2 separate regions of the Homo sapiens genome follow, and region 1 is linked to region 2. A link is a contact called in ENCODE Hi-C or POLR2A ChIA-PET data. All regions are on one chromosome and are shown on one strand. Each heading gives the region's core, a stretch centred on a gene start or an enhancer-like site at or near the end of the contact. The rest is flanking DNA. Distances are from core to core; before and after follow the strand shown. Region 1 holds the start of STN1 (STN1 subunit of CST complex). Region 2 holds the start of HIF1AN (hypoxia inducible factor 1 subunit alpha inhibitor).

Region 1 (5,343 bases), core at 1,241-3,740, 3.4 Mb before region 2:
AATTGGGAAGAGGACTCAAGGAGACTGATTAGAGTTTGGTCAAAGAGAGAATCTTTTGTCAACTGTAAACTTCAAACAGAAAATCTAACCCACTTTGCAAGTGGACAAACTCAATTCCACCTGTAAAGGTGTAAAACATGTTTAAAACATGATAGTTTGAGTTTGAGGTATGAGATATCCAGTTCAATCCCCTCATTTTCCAGAAGAACTTGTTAAAACCTTAACTTTCTAGAAAGAATTGTCTATTCTGTCACAAATGCTTCAAAACCAAGTTCACAAGTTTCACATTGAGAAGCTATAAGAATGGGTTCCTAGCATTACATCTTAACTGCTGGGTTTTGAAATATCTGCTTTGCAGTGTTGCAGAATTCCAGAGGAGCCCTGCAGTGTTGAGGATTTTAGGAGTCCCTTCATACACGTCCAGGCGGTGGCTTGGGGAACCTGAAATCTGTGTTGATGGAGACTAAAGGGAAGAGGATCCTCCCAAATTCCTCTAAATGCTTCTGCAGTCTGGAAATTCTTTTCTACATTTCACCTTAGGTTTCAGTTACAACCTACTCCTTCAGGTTTGGGGCTCAGATCAAAAGGAACACCCTTAGACTCCAAGGAGTCCTCCCTTCATTGTAAAAGATGACATTGGGACATTCTGCTCTGCTTATACCACCTGGGTGTGGTCCTTCCCAAGGCTGGCAGTAAGCATGGAGTCCAGGAGGGCTCTTTTATCCAACACTCTACCCTTGAGCGCCATGAGCATTATTCCTGAAATCATCTCAGGCTCTGACACTTAGTAGTGATTTCCTCCTTTGGGTTTCACCCTGGAGCAGATGTGTACAGTCAGGAAAATGTCACTCAACCTGTCTCTCCCCATCTGACAGGTCAGCAGGAAGCACCTGTCCTACTGGGTGTGTTTTCTTTGCAAGGGCCTTCCTCCTATAAGAGAAGGTATCTTCTCTCTCTCTCTTTTTTTTTTTTTTTTTTTAATTGAGGCAGAGTCTCACACTGTCACCCAGGCTGGAGTGCAATGGCCCGATCTCAGCTCACTGCAACCGCTGTCTCCCAGGTTCATGCGATTCTCCTGCCTCAGCCTCCCGAGTAGCTGGGATTACAGGCGCACGCCACCACATTTGGCTATTTTTGTATTTTTAGTAGAGAGGGGGTTGGTTTCCGTATATTGGCCTGCCTGGTCTTGAACTCCTGACCTCGTGATCTGCCCGCCTCGGCCTCACAAAATGTTGGGATTACAGGTGTGAGCCACCGCGCCCAGCCAGTGTCTTCTCTTAATTAAATCTTAAACCCTACATTTCCTAGTGTTCATTGCAGTAGAATCTGGGCAATGTATTTTACCAAGGACTCTTGTTTTTGAGCTTCTTAAATGGCCGGGGAGGTAATTAAATGCCATGGGTCTAATGACACACACACTTTCCATTCCAGCGGCTCCAAGTTCCTTCTCTGATAAATAGTTTAGCAATTATCTCTTTGGCCACCACCTGCCTCCCCCGGGAATGGTCTGCCAGGGTGATCTGTACTCCCCTGCCATTTTCCAGAGTCTCTGTAAATTAGGAAGAATTCCTGACGTCTCGGGTAACGTAGCTCTTTATGGGAGTGGAACGTGGCTATCTTTCCTCACTTTAAAATAGAAATTCTGGAGACTAAGCACCATCAAGGTGGCCATGATTTACCAAAATGCCAGCTTTTCAAAGTTCTTAAGTGTACAACCTTCCAGACTGTAGACCGAACAAGGGTAAAGGAGACAAAATGTATTGTCATGATTTTGCACGGCTAGTCTCTGGCAGAGTCAAGACCTCACATTCACTCGAGGGCTCAAATTTAGATATTGACATCTCCAAGTGAAACTAGAGTCCTAAGTGTGTGAGTCAGGTCACTTACCAACTGTAAATGAACATTTAAAATATGCCACAATGCACTCGTGGCACTGCTTACTTTTTATCTGTTTTACATATCAGGAATCAAAAAGAAAAATAGTCTGATCCTGACCCAACCTCTAGGAGGCCCAGGTTCAGGGTCCCGCCACCAGCAGGAGGAGGGGTGAAAGGTGACTAGAAGAGCGGCGTTAGAACTGCAGGAATTTCAAGGTCGCCTCCTAGGCCTCAGCGGTGGAGGCTAGCACGAAGGCGGGGCTGCAGCGCTGCCTGAACCAAAAGTACGCTGCGCTGAGGCGGGGCACGGAACGGGCTGGACTTCGGCTGGATGGGGCCTAGCGGATGGTTGGGCCGCGGCGGGATGGGGCGGGGCTTCGGGCGGGATGGGGCGGGGCTTCGGGCAGGATGGGGCGTGGCCGCGGCGGGATGGGTGGGGTCTGGGTGGGATGAGGCGGGACTTCGGGAGAGATGGGGCGGAGCCGTGGCGAGGCGCTGCAGCAGAAAGGAAATGCGCTGGCGGGGAGACCGGGGTTGGTCCCTGGCGGGGCAGGGGGCGGGCTCAGGCCGGAACTCCAGAGACGACCTCAGCCAACTGCTCCTGCGCCGGGCGGGGTCGTCGCCGCCAGCGGCTCCGAGCGCCGGAAGGGCCAGGTCTCAGGGCTCCTGGAGCTGCAGGCGGCGGGAGGGGCTACAAGTGGGTCCATTTTTTAGTATCTTTTTTCCTCCTTTTCTTGGCTCATCCCCAAAAGCGGAAAGTTTAGGGCAGAGCGACAGTCAGACCCATCCACTATGCCCCAACACGTGCAGGGCTGCGAGGGCGCCCGTTCCTCCCGGGACCCCAAGCGGTTTCTGCTACGCCTGTACAGACGTATCTTCCCAGAGTGAAAGTTGATGTTTAGCCGTTCCGAAGTTGGTGCTTTGTGGGAAGGAGAACAGCGGGAGAGCCGTAAGGAACGCAGGCGTCCTGACGTGAGGAACGCCTCTTAACACGCCCCGTGGCATGGAGTTTGACAGGGCCCTGGATCCCTGCGTTCACCCCTCCTGGAGTCCTGGACGCCCACCTGGGAGCAGCGTCAGGGCCGTGCCACTTTGACCCACGTTAAACGCATTGCATCCTCATTTCTGTGTCCCATCTAGATGCTTGACTCAGTGATGCAGAACCTTTCAGAGTTAGCTGGAAGCCACAGCCCTGCCTCTTGATGCAGCCTGGATCCAGCCGGTGTGAAGAGGAGACCCCTTCCCTCTTGTGGGGTTTGGATCCTGTGTTTCTAGCCTTTGCAAAACTCTACATCAGGGATATCCTGGACATGAAGGAGTCCCGCCAGGTGCCAGGTATGTGGCTAGCCACCCTGGGATGCCCTGGGCTGCATCTGCCACCCTTTCCCAAAGTCTCAGAAAGCTGGGATTAGAGGCTTTTAGGAGAGCCTTCCCTGCTGCAGGCTTTGAAAGGGACCTAGCCTGGACCTTCGCATGAGTTCATTTATTTGCAAGGTAAAAAAAACAGTCTAAATCTTTTTTTTTTTTTTTTTTTTTTTAGTAGGTGTTTGGGGGAGTAACTTTTGTACTGGGGTTTTTACCTCCATTTAGGGTCTTTCATGCTTAAAAATGCTCATTTGTTTTTCTTTGGCCCTGCTCCTGTTGGAGAGATCGCTGGGCCAGATATTCCTAGGCCTGGCTCCTTTCCTAAATGTGCCACTTACCTGGTCCGGGCATGTGACTCACCTTCTGCAAAGTCTGGGTTTCTTTGTAAAAATGGAGCTTAACCCTGTGTAATGGAATCTTTTGATTCCTGATATGTAAAGGGGGTTTGTTTTCTTTTGAATTAAGCAGAATCAAAATATTATAAACTCCCTGAGAGGAAGAACATCATCTGTCTTGTTCACCTTTGTAATCCCAGGGCTTAGAACAGTGCCTGGCATATAGTGGGCCCTCAAATAGAAATAGCAGTTGAAGCAACAAGGCATTATACATGTAAAGTTTAAATTTTCTTTTTTTTTTTTTGTATTAGAATAGTGGCTACTAGAGATAGGCTTATCTTACCTAAAAATATAACAAGTATAGTTTGGGGTGGATTTAAATAATTCACGTAGCTGTGTAATAATTCACAAATAGCCACATGTTTACTGTGCTATTTGAGAAGTTTGGTTAAACTTTCTTTGCTATTTTGAGTGAAGCTTTCCAGTCAAGGTCCTTCTGAATAACAAACTATGAGTTAGAAGTAGTCAAGAATCTCAAGCATCCACAGTTTTAATGAGATAAGGTTTTGTTTGTTTCCAGTTAAATGTACAAATATATTTGGATGACCTTATGCTAATGCCTTTTGTACAGATTTTTCGCCACACCTTTATTTCCTAATTATTGTTGGAAATGGTCTGTGTTTTCCCTTGGAAGGCAGCCAACCTCCTCCACAGTTTTCCATTTTCCAGTCTGGTTTTCTTCATAGCTCATCTCTTCAGGAAGAAATTAATTCACACCAAATTCTAGCCTTGCTTAATGATCTTCTGCAGGTGAGAAAACAGGTACCAAGGACATGACAGGGGCTTAACTCTACCTGTAGGCAAAAGACTTTATGATGTGTTAAAAACAAACCAACAAAAACAGGACCAGTGATCTTTGATTTATCACTGGTGAGAATGTTTCCAAGGTGTTTTAAAAATGAAACCTCACGGTTAAAGCAGACATCAGCTGACAGATTGGATACTTTTAGACCTGGGGCCCCCAACCCCTGGGACCACAGACCACTACTGGTACATGGCCATTAGGAACTGGGCCACACAGCAGGAAGTGAGTGGTTGGCCAGTGAGCATTACTGCCTGAGCCCCACATCCTGTCACATCAGCAGCGGCATTACATTCTTTTAGGAGCGCAAACCTTATTGTGAACTGCACGTGTGAGGGATCTAGTTGCACACTCCTTAGGATAATCTAATGCCTCATGATCTGAGGTGGAACAGTTTCATCCCCAAACCGTTCCCCCAACCCCCATCCCCGGAAAAATTGTCTTCTACAAAACCGGTGTCAAAAAGGTTGGGGACCACTGCTTTAGACTATACCATAGTGTTCTGGGGGGTGGGGAATTCCACTCCTAGGTTTTTGTTTTGTTGTTGTGTTTGGTTCCATTTACTATAAAGGCAAAACTTTTGACTACATAAAATTTAGGATTGTTTAAACAGCAAAGAATATCTTAAACAAAATAACAAAGACAAACCCCAAAAATGATAAAATATGAAATGAATGTGTTGTGTGATAAAGAATTTCACTGACCTTTGCCCTTGGTTCCTGCAGGGTAACATCTAAATTATTATAGTTTCCTGAGTGATAGGAGCGTCATCATTATTCATGGTGCCCTCTCGAACCACACTTGAATTTATGCGAATCAGGTGGTTCATGCTGGATCCCTAGATAGTTTGGGGTGGGGCTGTCTATGCCTAAAAGACCAACTGTTCAATTAGAGAGTTGGGGGT
Region 2 (5,355 bases), core at 1,613-4,112:
CTGTCACCCAGGCTGGAGTGCAGTGGCGCAATCTTGGCTCACTGCAACCTCTGCCTCCTGAGTTCAAGCAATTCTCCTGCCTCAGTCTCCCAAGTAGCTGAGACTACAGGCACGTGCCACCATGCCCAGCTAATTTTTGTATTTTTAGTAGAGACGGGGTTTCACCACGTTAGCCACGCTGGTCTCGAACTCCTGACCTCAGGTGATCTGCCTCCCGAAGTGCTGAGATTACAGGTGTGAGCTACCATGCCCAGCCTTAATAGGAAATCTTGATGAGTTGGAAACACTACCTTTGTAGGAACATGAAATCCTCAAGACTCAATGCAACGCTCCCCAAAGATAATAATTATATATTCACCCAAAAAATATGCAAGTAACTTTGAAAGAGTCAGTGATACTGCCCATATATGAATCTAAACAATATTATGATTACACCAGAATGGTTAATGCTCAAAATAGCTCAGAGGATCCTAATACATTTCACCCCATAGTCGCCACAACCTGTCCAATCAGGTTGAAGTGAAGCTGACTGGTGAAGCTGCTCGGTGCTAAAGTCAGCTGATAGGGTAAAACTTCCAAACAATTAAAGATTTTCCTTGAAAACTCTTTAATCACCCATAAAGTACAGATTACACTCATTCTTATGCAAAATGCTCTCACTATGGGACACAAGAAACTTCAAGCGACTGAAGAACCACAAGATTCACATATCTTATGCTTATTCTTGGGTATATGTTCATTCAATGGAATTACACACTCCAACAGCATCATTTAAATCAATCTTTCTCTCAATGTTGGGTGTGTGTATATGGAAGTGTGCACACACACACTGTGTTAAATTTTAGAAAATTAATGCATGAGATAACTGAACCAATATATTAAGACATCATGGACAGATCGACCACAGTTCATATCTTGGAAACTCTTCTGGTCAAAAATCCCATCATTATGACAACTGCTAAGTGTTAAGAAGAAGAAAAAAAGATATTTCAAATCCATTCACTTAGCCACAGACTGCTGATAAGGAGTCAGGAACAGGAGTGAGTGAAGCAAGAGACTAGAGAGAAACCCAGGGTTGGACACCAAATGCGAGAGGGTAATTCACCGTGAAGTACTGAGCGAAAGCAATTCCCCAGAGGCAGTGTTATAGTGTGGGACTGAATACTGTCTCGGACCTACATAAGAGGCTGTCCTCATAAGCAGGAATAAAAGCAGAGAGGAAGAATCACTGTCTTGTGTGTCTTGTGTTGCTGTTGTGATAGGAAAAACAAATTTAATCTGATCTTCCCTAAGCTAGAGAATCCTAACCTTCTTTACTGCAGAATCACAACAAACTATACAACTTTTCAGGTTGAACTATCCTCAGTCATCACAATACTTAAGGACAATGGCTACAAACAGGCATTTTCAGAGCTAAATCCAGTGACAAACATTTTTGTTTGGCCCCCTGCAACTTTTTTTCTTTAAATCTGATTTAGTTGCTCCATTTAAAGTCAAAAGATTTTAAATAAAAATCCTGATTTTGAACTTCTCTTGAAAATCGGAATATCTCCCAACCCTAGAACTGCACTCCAAAACTGAAGCAAGCAGAGTCAAGTAATGACCTCTCACCATGGTTTTTTGTTTTAGTTTTTAATTTTGCAGAGACTAGCTCTCACCACGTTTCCCAGGCTGGTCTTGAACTCCTGGACTCAAGCAATCCTCCCACCTCGGCCTCCCAAAGTGCTGGGATTACAGGCATGAGCCACCCCCGCCGGCCTTGGCTTCTCACTTTGAACAAGGCTTATGCCTTCAGCCTCATCACTGATTTCACACAGACGATATTACTCCTTCCATTCACCTGCCTGACCCTTCTAGGCAACTAACTCTTTATGAGGAAGAAGATGGGAACCCAGAGATTCATAGCTCAAGTTTAATCATTCCCTCATCCCTCAAGCTACAGAACTAGCTGGCTGTAGCACCAAGAACCACTAAGAACTCAAACCCCTTAAAGGCTGGAAGACCAGACTACTCCTTCAACTGGAATCCAGAGATGGGAGAGGCCAATCTCTAATTGACCCAATTCTGCCACACCTTCAAACAAGTATAGGAAAGAAAAATGAGTGTCCTAAATCCAACAGAAAATTAAGCTTTCGGAATTTACCTCTCTTCCCCTCCTCGCTGCTGTATATCCTGCAGTTTCTCAACGAACTCATGAAATTTCATTTCTTCCCTGTTGGACCTCGGCTTAAAGTTCTGGAAATTGGCCATCTTCTTCTCATCATAGTACAAGAACTTGTGGGTGCTGGCACTGTACACAGAGAAGTCTCCATTGCCAATATTCTCTTGCAGGTATTCAAGGTCCCATTTCAGGGCAGGATACACAAGATTTGTGTCGGTCAGCACCACAGGCTCCTAAATGAAAACAACAGGTGAAAAACACCAAATGAAGTAATGCCAAGGAGCCGGTGGGTTGGCCTCCATGATCCCAACTACTTCTCAACTTCAGAATAATTTCTCCTGTTAATCAGCACGAACCCCTAAGTTCCGTATCTCCTCGCCTTTCTCTCCATCTTCCCATAGGCCCTAGTCTAGAGCCCTGCCAGTCTCCCATCTCTTTCACCATTCACCTCTGACCTCTCAACCGGGTACCTTCCTCCTCTCCCTTTAGACGCGGCCCCGCCCCCCACCTCATTCTCAATAAGCTCCTCTGCCCGGGGGTCGCTCTGACTCAGACGCGGAATGGGCCTAGTCGGGAAGCTATAACTGCGCAACTGGGATTCATCCCAGGCGGGGCCGAGGGCTCCAGCCTCCTCCCGGGGCTCTCCAGAGCCAGAGGCCACAGCCTCCGCCGCTGTCGCCGCCATCTCCGCCGCCAGGGACGGCCCCCACCGGAACCGGAAGCTCCGCCTATTCCGGACCCCAAAAAAAAAAAAACAAAAAAACCACACACCCAACGGAAACCATAGAGATGAGCTGCGAGAGAGAGCGGTCCAGAGACATAAAGAACGCGGAGCCGAGGCCTGAGGGTGCGCCTCCTAATGGTAGTATGCAGCTCTACATCCTAGGCTCCACTGCTGAAGAAATGGGGCTAGACACTAGTCCCACGGAATAGGGACGACCTGGTAGAGCAAAACACAAAAAAAGTTGCCCCATGTGCCCGAGTCTACACAAGAGTCAAAGAAGGAAGCAAGTTCAGTTAGGCATTAAACTTTACACTCATGAATGGGGAGAAAAGCAAACTCTTGACCCACCTAAAGAAGTCAGAAGGAAAAGCAGTGATCACATTGGTAGATGTAGAGCAAAGGCTGACTGAAGGCTTAGGCAAAAGATATACAGCAAGTTGAATTCTTTCAAAATCAAAGACAGTTTTCTTTTGTTTAGCATCATTTGATTTTTCTGCCTATATCACCATGTCTCCTACTTGAATATATGTTTGCCGTGAATCGAATGTTATTAGAGGCCAACCATGGACATCTCACATTTTCAAACAATCTATACTGATTATAAAAGGCCATATTAATACCTCTATTGCTTACTTGGACAGTTCTTATGGCTGGCTGTGAGAGGCCCAATTCTAAGATGTATCCCAAGATTTGTACCCTACGGTGTACACATCCTGTATACATTTCTCCCCTTAAAAGAAAACACGACTGTGAATATGATAGAGCATCACTCCTGTAATTAGGTTAGCTTATATGACAAGGATGTAATTAAAGTCCCTAATCAATTAACTTTAAGGCAGTCAAAAAGAGGTGATTTATCCTGGTGGGCTTCATCTTATCACTCTAGCCCTTTAAATCAGGGCTAGAGGTCAGAGACAGAATCTAAGAGATTTGAAGCCACAGCACAGCTGTCCTGTTCACCTTGAAGGAGCAAACTGCCATATGGCAGGAAATGGCAGGTGGACTCTAGGAGCTGAGAAAGGCTCCTGGGTGACAGCCAACAAGAAAGTGGGCACCTTAATCCTACAAATGCAAGTAACTGAATTCTGGCAACAACCACTGAACTTGGGAAAGGACACACACGGAGCCTCAGATGAGATCGCTAACCCAGCCAACACCTTGATTTCAGCCTGATAAGACCCTGAGCTGAGGACTCAGCCAACCAGTACCTGGACTCATGGAATATGTGAGAAAATAAATTGGTGTTTTGGGCTGCTAAATTTACAGTAATTTGTTATGCAGTAATAGAAATGAATGCACTGGCTTAACTATGTAATTATGCTACATAGTAACCATGCTACACCAAACCGATAATAGGGCTACCTCTGTGGAAGTGTTTGAGGCTGCAGGGGGCAATCAAGGCTTTCATTTTATCTGCAGTGTTTGAATTTTTTTTTTTTTTTTGAGCTAGGGTCTCACTCTGTCACCCAGGCTGGAGTGCAGTGATGCAATCTTGGTTCACTGCAACCTCCACCTCCCCAGCTCAAGCAATCCTCCTACCATAGCCTCCCAAGTAGCTGGGACTAAAGGCACACACCACCATGCCGGACTAATTTTTTTTCCTTCTGTAGAGAAAGGGTTTTGCCATGTTGCTCAGGCTGAATGTTTGAATTTTTACAAGAATGTATTAATTCATAACCTTGGGAATTAAAAATAAATTAGGCCAGGCATGGTGGCACATGCCTGTAATCCCAGGACTTTTCAAGGCTGAGGCAGGAGGATTACTTGAGCCTGGGTGTTCCAGATCAGCCTGGGCAACATAGCAAGACCTCATCTCTACAAAAAATTTTAAAAATTAGCTCGGTGCGTTGATGCATGCCTGTAGTCCCAGCTACTAGGGAGGCTGAGGTAGGAGGATTGTTTGAGCCTGGGAGGTGCAGGCTGCAATGAGCCATGATCATGCCACTGCACTCCAGCCTGGATGACAGAGCAAGATCCTGTCTTACTAAAAATAAATAAATTAATTAAGATCAAGAAGATTAAAAGAACTAAAATCAGTAATGAAACAGGGATATTACTGCTGACTTTACCCCCCAAAAAAAGCATATAAGGACATACTGTAAACAATTGTATGTCAAAAAATTACAGAACCTAGATGAAATGGACAGATTCCTAGAAAGGCACAAGCTATAATAGCTGATTCAAGAAGAAATGGAAAATCTGAATAGACCTGTAACAAGAGATTGAATTAGGAATCAAAAACATCCCATAAAGAAAAGCCCAGAAACTGGGCATGGTGGCTTACATCTGTAATCCCTACACTTTGGGAGGCAGAGGCAAGCGAATCACTTGAGCCCAGAAGGTCGCGACCAGACTGGGCAACATGGAGAAACCCCATCTCTACCAAATCCCCCCAGCCAAAAAAAAAAAAAAAAAAAAATTAGCAGGCATGGTGGCACGCCTGTAGTTCCAGCTATTCGGGAAGCTGAAG

What was found. Hi-C counts contacts between places; a loop is a spot of excess contacts on that map. ChIA-PET counts read pairs that join two places held with the same protein, here RNA polymerase II (POLR2A). Pooled maps may share reads with other maps.
Region 1: a loop to region 2 is called in a map of naive thymus-derived CD4-positive, alpha-beta T cell, with 15 times the contacts of the local background. The contact joins the promoter of STN1 here to the promoter of HIF1AN in region 2. A Hi-C loop is called at or near these places in 1 of 168 maps with a recorded cell type or tissue (naive thymus-derived CD4-positive, alpha-beta T cell) and 7 of 50 pooled maps. POLR2A ChIA-PET finds 5 or more read pairs at or near these places in 1 of 52 experiments (MCF 10A).

The regions. Positions count from the first base shown.
Region 1 is chr10:103,915,331-103,920,673 of GRCh38, reverse strand. It overlaps STN1 (STN1 subunit of CST complex), which reads left to right and starts at 2,490. Exons shown (of 10, transcript NM_024928.5): 1 at 2,490-2,574; 2 at 3,018-3,212. The coding sequence starts at 3,080. RefSeq lists a silencer at 2,179-2,528 and enhancers at 2,269-2,563, 2,194-2,839, 2,699-3,028.
Region 2 is chr10:100,533,450-100,538,804 of GRCh38, reverse strand. It overlaps HIF1AN (hypoxia inducible factor 1 subunit alpha inhibitor), which reads right to left and starts at 2,862. Exons shown (of 8, transcript NM_017902.3): 1 at 2,670-2,862; 2 at 2,144-2,394. The coding sequence starts at 2,846. RefSeq lists enhancers at 2,883-2,942, 3,013-3,102.